Linked DNA regions of Homo sapiens: regions 1 and 2 are each linked to region 3. A link is a contact called in ENCODE Hi-C or POLR2A ChIA-PET data. All regions are on one chromosome and are shown on one strand. Each heading gives the region's core, a stretch centred on a gene start or an enhancer-like site at or near the end of the contact. The rest is flanking DNA. Distances are from core to core; before and after follow the strand shown.

The links. Hi-C counts contacts between places; a loop is a spot of excess contacts on that map. ChIA-PET counts read pairs that join two places held with the same protein, here RNA polymerase II (POLR2A). Pooled maps may share reads with other maps.
Region 1: POLR2A ChIA-PET joins it to region 3 with 11 read pairs in PC-9. The contact joins the enhancer-like site here to the promoter of PSORS1C2 in region 3. POLR2A ChIA-PET finds 5 or more read pairs at or near these places in 3 of 52 experiments (CD8-positive, alpha-beta memory T cell, PC-9 and Panc1).
Region 2: a pooled map shows a loop between it and region 3 (2.9-fold over the local background). The contact joins the promoter of LTA here to the promoter of PSORS1C2 in region 3. A Hi-C loop is called at or near these places in 1 of 50 pooled maps. POLR2A ChIA-PET finds 5 or more read pairs at or near these places in 3 of 52 experiments (HEK293, activated CD8-positive, alpha-beta T cell and activated CD8-positive, alpha-beta memory T cell).

The regions. Positions count from the first base shown.
Region 1 is chr6:30,772,852-30,776,635 of GRCh38, forward strand. The region is part of intron 1 of HCG20 (HLA complex group 20); the gene reads left to right. Among named protein-coding and RNA genes, the nearest start is that of HCG20, 7.9 kb to the left of the region's middle. Within about 2 kb of position 2,066, at least 2 of the 41 ENCODE cell types and tissues checked have a DNase peak (open chromatin) inside an H3K27ac peak, as active enhancers do.
Region 2 is chr6:31,570,701-31,574,578 of GRCh38, forward strand. LTA (lymphotoxin alpha) reads left to right here and starts at 1,589. Exons shown (of 4, transcript NM_000595.4): 1 at 1,589-1,746; 2 at 2,034-2,141; 3 at 2,228-2,333; 4 at 2,581-3,624. The coding sequence starts at 2,043. The coding sequence ends at 2,993. It overlaps LOC100287329 (a long non-coding RNA gene), which reads right to left and starts at 2,003. Exons shown (of 2, transcript NR_149045.1): 1 at 1,883-2,003.
Region 3 is chr6:31,137,400-31,141,099 of GRCh38, forward strand. PSORS1C2 (psoriasis susceptibility 1 candidate 2) reads right to left here and starts at 1,667. Exons shown (of 2, transcript NM_014069.3): 1 at 1,573-1,667; 2 at 135-907. The coding sequence starts at 1,627. The coding sequence ends at 552. It overlaps PSORS1C1 (psoriasis susceptibility 1 candidate 1), which reads left to right. Exons shown (of 6, transcript NM_014068.3): 4 at 1,031-1,060; 5 at 1,257-1,380; 6 at 2,242-2,693. The coding sequence ends at 2,533. It also overlaps the pseudogene POLR2LP1. RefSeq lists an enhancer at 187-1,167.

The sequences.
Region 1 (3,784 bases), core at 816-3,315, 360 kb before region 3:
AGGAAACATTCCCATAAATGATTATTAACTGATCTCCCTACAACTTTCCCAACATGTATCACATTTGAAGGAACAATCATATTTAAAAGAATATGTTACATAGCAGGACAGTTTATTATGAATGTCATGTAACAACAATCTACTGAGAATTAAAAAGAAACTAAAGTGTTCCTCTCCTCTCCCACCTCTGGGCAACCAGGACTTCATTTCTTTGAAATTGTGGATTTCCTGACCCCTGAGGTGTTTGGCTTTTTGTGTATGTTTTAGAAGGAACAGAAAGAATCAGGCTGGGTGGGGCTGTAAAGGAAACCCACCCTAAGCAGGCCTCGTTTTGGAAGAGCTGGAAAGATACCTGTGGTGCCAGATGGTATGAGAGTACAGGGTGTGAGGGCAGGAGCCTACTTCTTGGTTGACTCTTAGACTTCCATGGACTCATGGAAAAGAGAAGGGGTGCAGGCTGGGCACAATAGCTCATACCTGTAATCCCAGCACTCTGGGAGGCCGAGGTGGGCAGATCACTTGAGGTCAGGAGTTTGAGACTAGCCTAGCCAACATGGTGAAACCCCGTCTCTACTAAAAATACAAAAATTAGCTGGGCGTGGTGGTGGGTGCCTGTAATCTCAGCTACTCGGGAGGCTGAGGCAAGAGAATCGCTTGAACCTGGGAGGCGGAGGTTGCAGTGAGCTGAAGTCATTCCACTGCACTCCAGCCTGGGCAACAAGAGCAAGACTCTGTCTCAAAAAAAAAAAAAATCAGAATGGTGGTTAGTTTGGAGTGAGGTGGGCAGGAAAGAGGGTGCTACATATTGACTGCAAGGGAAACAAGGGAGACTCCTGGGTTGAAGCTATCTTGTCTAGATGGTGGTTAAATGGGTAAATATAAATGTAAAAGCTCATCGGTTTGTTTCCTGCTGATAGCCAATTAGTTAATTAATTTAATTTAAAAAAACTAATTGGGGCCAGGTACACCGGCTCATTCCTGTAATCCCAGCACTTTAGGAGACTGAGGCAGGAGGATTGCTTGAGCCCAGATGTTCAAGACCAGTCTGGGCAACATGGTGAAACCCTGTCTCTGCAAAAAATACAAAAATTATCTGGGCATAGTGGTGCACGCCTGTAATCCTAGCTGCTCAGGCTGAGGCAGAAGGATCACTTGAGCCCAGGAGGTTGAAGCTGCAGTGAACCATTATCATGCCACTACTCCAGCCTGGGCAACACAGTGAAACCTTGCTTAAAAAAAGAAAAGAAAAGGAAAAGGAGAAAAACATCAAACTGCATACATTTTTAAAATGAAAAAAGGAAACAAATTACTGACACATGCAATGACTTGGATGAATCTCAAAGGCATTACGCTGAGTGAAAAAAGTTCTCAAAAGTTACAGACTGTATGATTCCATTTATGTGACACTTTTGAAAAGATAAAACGATAGCAACAGAGACTAGATCAAAATAGCAAAATAGCAGGGAGTTTGTCGGGGGCAGGAAAGAGGATGGGACTACAAAGGGGTAGCCCGAGGGAGTGTTTTAGGCAGTGGAGCTATTCTGTTTCAGTGGTGGTGATTACATGATCGATTGTGGTGATTACATGAATCTTTACACATGTGAAACTCATAGGACTGTCCACTGAAAAAAATCAATTTTACTTTATGTTAATTTTTAAAATAAAATTATTTTTAATTAAGAAGAGACCTTCTAGCCCCTCAATAGCGCAGAGGAGTTCCTGAAAGGAGGCGCTAAGGAACTGGCTACCCTGGAAAAGGCATACCACCTTCCCCGCCTTGCCCTGTACCAGGCCTGGGGATCTTCCTGGGCCCTCTGTGGTTCTCACTCTCCTTCCTTGTCCTCCTGCTGGGCCAGAGTGACCCACACATCCCCTCCTTTAGCATCTAAGTCTCGGGGTCTAGGAAGCCAGTGTGCTTTGCTCACTCCTACGTCCCCGGTCCCTGAGACACAGGTACGAGGTGGTTGCTCATTGACAGAGTGAAGGAATGTTCTAGCACCAGGCCTGATCCGTCTTGGCACACTCCACAGGCTTTTCTATGTTTAGCCTCCTTTCCAGCTGCCCAGAGGACACGCCATAGCTGGGAGACATCACTGTCGAGGTGTGGGTCACAAGCTTACCCCTCCCATGAGGCAGGGTTACCAGCTTTCCTATCGTTTGAAGAATTTAGCAATCTGAGTTTATTATTGCTGTCATTCTAATTTTGAAATACATTTTTATTATACAAGAAAATCTGTTCAATTAAAAAAAAAACAGTTAAAAAAAAAGGGAGATCCGGTCCCACTTCCCAGACTCATAACTGTTACTAGATCCTTCTCTATCTATCTAGAAACATTTATGTGAAGGTAGGCATGTATGTCCACATATATGCAACAGATATGATTGCCCCACAGCTCCTGGGCTACAAGTAATGTCTTGTTTCTTTGTGGACTCACTCAAATAGACTCTGGGTCCAGCCCTGCCCACCACTGACTGGAACTCCAGTGTCAGACAGTTTTCAGGCTCCCTCCCTCAGGTCATACAAGATGCCCAGACTGATGCAGTACTGATGAAACGGAAGAGTCTGTTCCTCTGGCCACATGGTCAGCACTTGCCAGCTGCTTGCCCAGGTCAGTGGGGACCATTATGAGTCAGGCTGCTGGTGGGGTGTGGTGGCTCACGCCTGTAATCCCAGCACTTTGGGAGGCCAAGGTGGGTGGATCACCTGAGGACAGGAACTCCTGACCTAAGTGATCTGCTCTCCTTGGCCTCCCAAAGTGTTGAGATTACAGGCGTGAGCCACTGCGCCTGGCCTATTCTGACTTCTGTTACCATAAATTGGTTTTGTCTGGAAGGTTTCTAACAATTGTGGTGCAAGTTTTATAACCCACCTGGTTTTGTCTTGGGAATTAGAAGTCTCTCAATGTTTTGGAGAGAGATTCTGATGCCCCTCACCAGAAGTCATGCTCTGGGGCCAGTGAGCAAAGATGAGCTTCTTATCCTTTTTCTTCCTGGGTTCCAGCAAGCCAAGCCTCACAGCAGTGTCCAAAAAGTTGGTAGAAAAGGCCTAATTTTTTTTTTTTTTTTTCAGGCAGAGTCTGGCTCTGTCGCCCAGGCTGGAGTGCAGTGGCGCGATCTCGGTTCACTGCAAGCTCCGCCTCCCGTGTTCCCGCCATTCTCCTGCCTCAGCCTCCCTAGTAGCTGGGACTACAGGCGTCTGCCACCGCGCCCGGCTAATTTTTTTTGTATTTTTTAGTAGAGACGGGGTTTCACTGTGTTAGCCAGGATGGTCTCGATCTCCTGATCTCGTGATCCTCCCGCCTTGGCCTCCCAAAGTGCTGGGATTACAGGCGTGAGACACCGTGCTCGGCCTTTTTTTTTTTTTTTTTTTGAGACAGAGTCTTGGTCTGTTGCCGAGGCTGGAGTGCAGTGGCACCATCTCAGCTCACTGCAACCTCTGCCTCCTGGGTTCAAGTGATTCTCCGGCCTCAGTCTCCCAAGTAGCTGGGATTACAGGCACACACCACCTCGCCAGCTAATTTTTTGTAGTTTTAGTAGAGATAGGGTTTAGCCATGTTGGCCAGGCTGGTCTCGAACTCCTGGCCTCAAGTGATCCGCCCACCTCAGCCTCCTAAAGTGCTGGTATTACAGGCATGAGCCACTGTGCCTGGCCAGGCCTAGCATCTTAAAAACCCAGTGGAGGGGAAGGTCACAGTCCTAGGAATCAAAAGGCATGGGTTCACTTCCTCTCTCTGATATTTGCTGCATGTTCTTGAACAAACTATGTAAACTTCTTGAGCCTCAG
Region 2 (3,878 bases), core at 339-2,838, 430 kb after region 3:
ATTACATCATAATTTTTTTTAAAAACATTACTGATACATACAACCACGTATATGAATCTCACAAACATAATGCTGACTGAAAGAAGTCAAACAGAAATGAGTACATTCTGTGTGATTTCATTTATATGATGCCCCAAACCAGGAGGAAATAATCTATGGTGATAAAAGTGAGAGAGTGGTTGGTTATCTTTGGAGGGTATCAGCAGGGAGGGGGCATGAGGGAACCTGCTGGGGACCTGAAAATACGTGGAGCTGGGTGGTGGCTACATACAGATGGAAAAATTCATCAGCTGTACACTTAAGAGGTGTCCACCTCATACCTAAGTTACATATCAATAAAAAGGAAAAAAATTTTGGAAACTTTTTTTTTTTTTTTTTGAGACAGAGTCTTGCTCTGTCCCCCAGGCTGGAATACAGTGGTGCGATCTTGACTCACTGCAGCCTCCGCCTCCCAGGTTCAAATAATTCTCCAGCCTCAGCCTCCCGAGTAGCTGGGACTGCAGATGCGCACCAGCACGCCTGGCTAATTTTTGTATTTATTATAGAGATGGGGTTTCACCATGTTGGCCAGCTGGTCTCAAACTCCTGACCTCAAGTAATCCGCCCACCTCAGACTCCCAAAGTGCCAGGATTACAGGTGTGAGCCACTGCACCAGGCCTGGAACAATTTTAAAATAATGTATTGGCTCTGCAAATGCAGCTTCAGAACAAGTCCCTTAGCTGTCCCCACCCCACCCTAAGTCACCACCCTTAAGCCTCACCCATGTGGAATTCTGAAACTTCCTTTGTAGAAAACTTTGGAAGGTGTCTGCCACATTGATCCTGGAATGTGTGTTTATTTGGGGTTATATAAATCTGTTCTGTGGAAGCCACCTGAAGTCAGGAAGAGATGGAGGGCATCCTTCAGGAGTGAGATGAGACCTCATCATACTTGACTGTCCAGCATCATCTCTGAGTAAGGGGACCAAAAAATTTATCTTCCAAACTAGGACACTTTCAAGAGTGGAAGGGGGATCCATTAATATTTTCACCTGGACAAGAGGCAAACACCAGAATGTCCCCGATGAAGGGGATATATAATGGACCTTCTTGATGTGAAACCTGCCAGATGGGCTGGAAAGTCCGTATACTGGGACAAGTATGATTTGAGTTGTTTGGGACAAGGACAGGGGTACAAGAGAAGGAAATGGGCAAAGAGAGAAGCCTGTACTCAGCCAAGGGTGCAGAGATGTTATATATGATTGCTCTTCAGGGAACCGGGCCTCCAGCTCACACCCCAGCTGCTCAACCACCTCCTCTCTGAATTGACTGTCCCTTCTTTGGAACTCTAGGCCTGACCCCACTCCCTGGCCCTCCCAGCCCACGATTCCCCTGACCCGACTCCCTTTCCCAGAACTCAGTCGCCTGAACCCCCAGCCTGTGGTTCTCTCCTAGGCCTCAGCCTTTCCTGCCTTTGACTGAAACAGCAGTATCTTCTAAGCCCTGGGGGCTTCCCCGGGCCCCAGCCCCGACCTAGAACCCGCCCGCTGCCTGCCACGCTGCCACTGCCGCTTCCTCTATAAAGGGACCTGAGCGTCCGGGCCCAGGGGCTCCGCACAGCAGGTGAGGCTCTCCTGCCCCATCTCCTTGGGCTGCCCGTGCTTCGTGCTTTGGACTACCGCCCAGCAGTGTCCTGCCCTCTGCCTGGGCCTCGGTCCCTCCTGCACCTGCTGCCTGGATCCCCGGCCTGCCTGGGCCTGGGCCTTGGTGGGTTTGGTTTTGGTTTCCTTCTCTGTCTCTGACTCTCCATCTGTCAGTCTCATTGTCTCTGTCACACATTCTCTGTTTCTGCCATGATTCCTCTCTGTTCCCTTCCTGTCTCTCTCTGTCTCCCTCTGCTCACCTTGGGGTTTCTCTGACTGCATCTTGTCCCCTTCTCTGTCGATCTCTCTCTCGGGGGTCGGGGGGTGCTCTCTCCCAGGGCGGGAGGTCTGTCTTCCGCCGCGTGCCCCGCCCCGCTCACTGTCTCTCTCTCTCTCTCTCTTTCTCTGCAGGTTCTCCCCATGACACCACCTGAACGTCTCTTCCTCCCAAGGGTGTGTGGCACCACCCTACACCTCCTCCTTCTGGGGCTGCTGCTGGTTCTGCTGCCTGGGGCCCAGGTGAGGCAGCAGGAGAATGGGGGCTGCTGGGGTGGCTCAGCCAAACCTTGAGCCCTAGAGCCCCCCTCAACTCTGTTCTCCCCTAGGGGCTCCCTGGTGTTGGCCTCACACCTTCAGCTGCCCAGACTGCCCGTCAGCACCCCAAGATGCATCTTGCCCACAGCACCCTCAAACCTGCTGCTCACCTCATTGGTAAACATCCACCTGACCTCCCAGACATGTCCCCACCAGCTCTCCTCCTACCCCTGCCTCAGGAACCCAAGCATCCACCCCTCTCCCCCAACTTCCCCCACGCTAAAAAAAACAGAGGGAGCCCACTCCTATGCCTCCCCCTGCCATCCCCCAGGAACTCAGTTGTTCAGTGCCCACTTCCTCAGGGATTGAGACCTCTGATCCAGACCCCTGATCTCCCACCCCCATCCCCTATGGCTCTTCCTAGGAGACCCCAGCAAGCAGAACTCACTGCTCTGGAGAGCAAACACGGACCGTGCCTTCCTCCAGGATGGTTTCTCCTTGAGCAACAATTCTCTCCTGGTCCCCACCAGTGGCATCTACTTCGTCTACTCCCAGGTGGTCTTCTCTGGGAAAGCCTACTCTCCCAAGGCCACCTCCTCCCCACTCTACCTGGCCCATGAGGTCCAGCTCTTCTCCTCCCAGTACCCCTTCCATGTGCCTCTCCTCAGCTCCCAGAAGATGGTGTATCCAGGGCTGCAGGAACCCTGGCTGCACTCGATGTACCACGGGGCTGCGTTCCAGCTCACCCAGGGAGACCAGCTATCCACCCACACAGATGGCATCCCCCACCTAGTCCTCAGCCCTAGTACTGTCTTCTTTGGAGCCTTCGCTCTGTAGAACTTGGAAAAATCCAGAAAGAAAAAATAATTGATTTCAAGACCTTCTCCCCATTCTGCCTCCATTCTGACCATTTCAGGGGTCGTCACCACCTCTCCTTTGGCCATTCCAACAGCTCAAGTCTTCCCTGATCAAGTCACCGGAGCTTTCAAAGAAGGAATTCTAGGCATCCCAGGGGACCACACCTCCCTGAACCATCCCTGATGTCTGTCTGGCTGAGGATTTCAAGCCTGCCTAGGAATTCCCAGCCCAAAGCTGTTGGTCTGTCCCACCAGCTAGGTGGGGCCTAGATCCACACACAGAGGAAGAGCAGGCACATGGAGGAGCTTGGGGGATGACTAGAGGCAGGGAGGGGACTATTTATGAAGGCAAAAAAATTAAATTATTTATTTATGGAGGATGGAGAGAGGGGAATAATAGAAGAACATCCAAGGAGAAACAGAGACAGGCCCAAGAGATGAAGAGTGAGAGGGCATGCGCACAAGGCTGACCAAGAGAGAAAGAAGTAGGCATGAGGGATCACAGGGCCCCAGAAGGCAGGGAAAGGCTCTGAAAGCCAGCTGCCGACCAGAGCCCCACACGGAGGCATCTGCACCCTCGATGAAGCCCAATAAACCTCTTTTCTCTGAAATGCTGTCTGCTTGTGTGTGTGTGTCTGGGAGTGAGAACTTCCCAGTCTATCTAAGGAATGGAGGGAGGGACAGAGGGCTCAAAGGGAGCAAGAGCTGTGGGGAGAACAAAAGGATAAGGGCTCAGAGAGCTTCAGGGATATGTGATGGACTCACCAGGTGAGGCCGCCAGACTGCTGCAGGGGAAGCAAAGGAGAAGCTGAGAAGATGAAGGAAAAGTCAGGGTCTGGAGGGGCGGGGGTCAGGGAGCTCCTGG
Region 3 (3,700 bases), core at 417-2,916:
GCCGAGATCGTGCCACTGTACTCCAGCCTGGGCGACAGAGCGAGACTTCGTCTCAAAAAAAGAAAAAAACAAATAAATAAAAATAAATAAAAAAGACCCTAAGTGTTAGTTAAAGCAGCAGCCTAGATTCAGAATTAAGAAAACATGATTTTTATTTTTCCGTTTCATGGAAGCAGCAGCTGTCTACTGATAGTTCCTGCCGCCGGCCACCAGGTGGCAGAAGGGAACACAGTACCATAGCCCTGCCCCAGCGATCGCGCGGGCAGGAAGACCGGGTGGGAGGTAGGTGCGGCCGAGGCCTGGAGGCGAGGTAGGAGAGTAGGCTTAGGCTGTCAGAGGAAAAAACGGGCGATGTGAGGACTAAGTATGGATCTCAGGAGGGGACAGGAAATATTGAGAACACCACCTTACGGGTTCAGAATAAAACCGAGGGAATGAGGAAGAGGTTTAAGGAGACAGGCTAAATTGGGAAGAATTCACGGGGAATCAGAGGGTGGAGAGGGCGTGGGTGCCTGGAGATGCCTGGGAACAGAACGGCTGAGGGGACTCCATTATCTGTACTCTTCCCGGGGTGGGTCTAGGTCTGGCTCCTCCTGAGGTCGGTTGTCCACCTCAGGGGCAGGAGGCCAGGGGTTTTCTGGGGGCTGGGGTCCTGCCGGCCAAGGGTCGTCAGGCCGGGGAGGTTGAGGAGGATCCGTTCTAGGCGGTTCAGGGAGCCAGACTCCAGTTTCAGGCAGGTCTCTCCAGGGACGACTGGGGCGGGTAGGCGGAGGATCTTCAAAGAGAGGGGGTGCCCCTGGCCAAGGGTCACCGGGGACTGGGGGGCCCTGAGGCAATGTTGGGGAGCCTGCCTCCTCTCGGTCCTCTGCGGGTGGGTGAGAGGGGTGGCCCTCGCTGCCTGAGATGCCTGTAAAGGAGGAAGGAGAAAGGTAAGAGGTGGTGAGGGCTTCTCTCCCCAGCCCCACCCAGCCCCAGCCCCAGGAGGAGGAGCCTGTCTGGATGGACGCAGCCTGAACTGACCCACAAACAGACCAAAAAAGTCACTCTCAAAGAGCTCTCGGTAGGTTTGTAAATACTTAACTGATGGTAAAATGTCATGAACCCCTACCCCCGATGGATCTGAACCGTTCACTTGACCCACTTTAAACTGACCAGACTTCTCCAAATAAGCTCCATCCACCCCTGGTTGGGGTACCCCACTAGCTTTGTCCTCAGGCCAACCTGCAACCCAAAGTGGGTTACACCTTGGCCCCCAGGCACACAGACCCCAGCTTTACAAGGACCCCAGCTCCTTAACACAGATCCCAGCTCCGAGGAAACTCGTCCCCCCCACGTTAATCCTGACCGACTTTGCCACATGGAGCCAGCAAACCATTTCTGGTGAGAGCCAAATGCACCTTCTGCACCATGTCCCCCACCCAATGTGTCCAGAAAGCCATTTCTGGTGAGCCAGATGCACCTTCTGCGTCCCCTGAATTCCTGTCCCCAACCCCATGCGTCCAGTTCACCTCCGCCATCTTGAGTATCCCTCATCACCCCAAACTGCAGTCCCTGCCTCTGTTCCCACCTCACCTCTGGTGTGCAGGCAAAGGACCAGGATCCCCAGGAGCTTCCAGTTGAGGATCATGGCTATGTACTGGCCCCCAAAGCTGGGGTGGGCTGAGTCTGGGTGCCTGGGAACCCCAAGAGGCTTTATAGGGGAGGAGTGGAGGAGGGACCAGCCCAGTGGCACAGGAATACCATCAGAACAGAACTGGTCAAACCCGTTGGGAAGGCCTGGGCTGATGTGTCACCCCTGAAGGTGGCGTCCCTTATTTTAGTCCTCCAGCCCAGGACCCAGCTGCCTGCTCTCCCTATCATGACCCAGAGCCTGCGTCACCCCACCCTGGTTTTCACACCCTCCATCCACATCCTGGAGCAGTCAATACCCACTTGGCATCTCCGTAATCACAGAGATGTCCACCTTCATCCCTTGCAACTATTGGAAGCCAAAGAATGGGAGCAAACCACGCGATGGGCGTTGGGAAGCACCGTAATTACAGGGTTGGGAGGCAGGATGCCTGCGCTGAGGGAGGAGGTGCTTTTCAAACCTGGGATGCAGCTGGGACAGTGTCAGCTACTACCCCAGCCTCCCCACTCACCCCCGCACTGAAAGCTCCCCCTGGGGCTTCGTGCTTTCCTGGGCACTTCCCTTCCCCCATGGGATCCAGGCATCCTGCTCTCCACCATGTCCTTCTTCAGGCATGCAGGGGACCTCCAAGCAATGATATCCAAGGAATTCCATCTGGCAGCCACCCAGGATGACTGCAGAAAAGGAAGGACACAGGAGGATATCCTGGTTCCCTCTTCCCACCCAGAGCTGTTTGCATCAGTCCTGCCAATGGCTCCGGAAGAAGCTGCCAGGCTCCAGCAACCTCAGCCCCTTCCTCCTCCCTCAGGAATCCACCTATCCGCCTCTAGGACCTTGGCTCCAACTCTATTGTACTCGTCTCCTCCCTCCCATTCTCCTTTTGGTCTCAGCTCCTTGATCTAAGCCTCCCAGAGAGACCCCTAGAACGTTTCCCTCAAGGACCTTTCTGCCTGGAAGTCTGTTAGCCTTTCAGAAGTAACATGTCCAAAATAAAATTTGATTCCTCCCAGGTTGTTCCCTGCCTGGTCCGCTACCCCACAGTAAGGAACACCTTATTATGCAATGGCGTGATCTCATCTGTTCCCTCCAGGGCTCACCCAGAAACCTTCGTTACACTCCTCCACCATCCACCTGCAAGCCCCTCCACACCCTGTCCAAACCCAGCCCATCATCCTGAGCCACCATCTCCCCTGAGCCTCCCCAACACCCTTCTAATTGGCCCCCTTGCTCCCACTGTTTATCCCTCCCCCTCACACAAAGCCTGTCCTCCACCAGCAAAAGAGGTCTTAAAATATACATCACGCGGGCCTGGTGTGGTGGCTCGCGCCTGTAATCCCAGCACTTTGGGAGGCCGAAGCGGGCGGATCACCTGAGGTCGGGAGTTCAAGACCAGCCTGACCAACATGGAGAAACCCCGTCTCTACTAAAAATACAAAAATATTAGCCGGACATGGTGGCACATGCCTGTAATCCCAGCTACTCAAGAGGCTGAGGCAGGAGAATCGCTTGAACCCAGGAGGCAGAGGTTGTGGTGAGCTGAGATCACACCATTGCACTCCAGCCTGGGCAACGAGTGAAATTCCGTCTCAAAAAAAAAAAACATATATATATATATATATATATCAGGCCAGGCGTAGTGGCTCATGCCAGCACTTTGGGAAGCTGACACAGGAGGACCGCTTGAGCTCAGGAGTTGTGTGCGCTGCTTCACCTGCAGCAAGACTGTGGGCAACACGTGGGAGGCCTACCTGGGGCTGCTGCAGTCCAAGTACGCTGATGGGGACGCCCTGGGCCTGAAGCGCCACAGCCGCTGCCTGCCGCATGCTGCTGGCCCACGTGGACCTGATGCGGAAACTGCTCAATTATGCCCTCCTGGGGAAGTGACCTGGTTAGACCCACCCATCTGCTGCGCTGGGTGCCGGGAGCAATCGCTGACCACAGTGCGTGGATATGTGTACCTCACTCTGGAAGGGACCATCCAGTAAGTCCCTCAGGAAAAAAAATGTACACCAAATCATGTTGCGTCTTCCCTTTGTTTGGGGAGTGAGGACAGGTTCTCGCTCTCTTAGG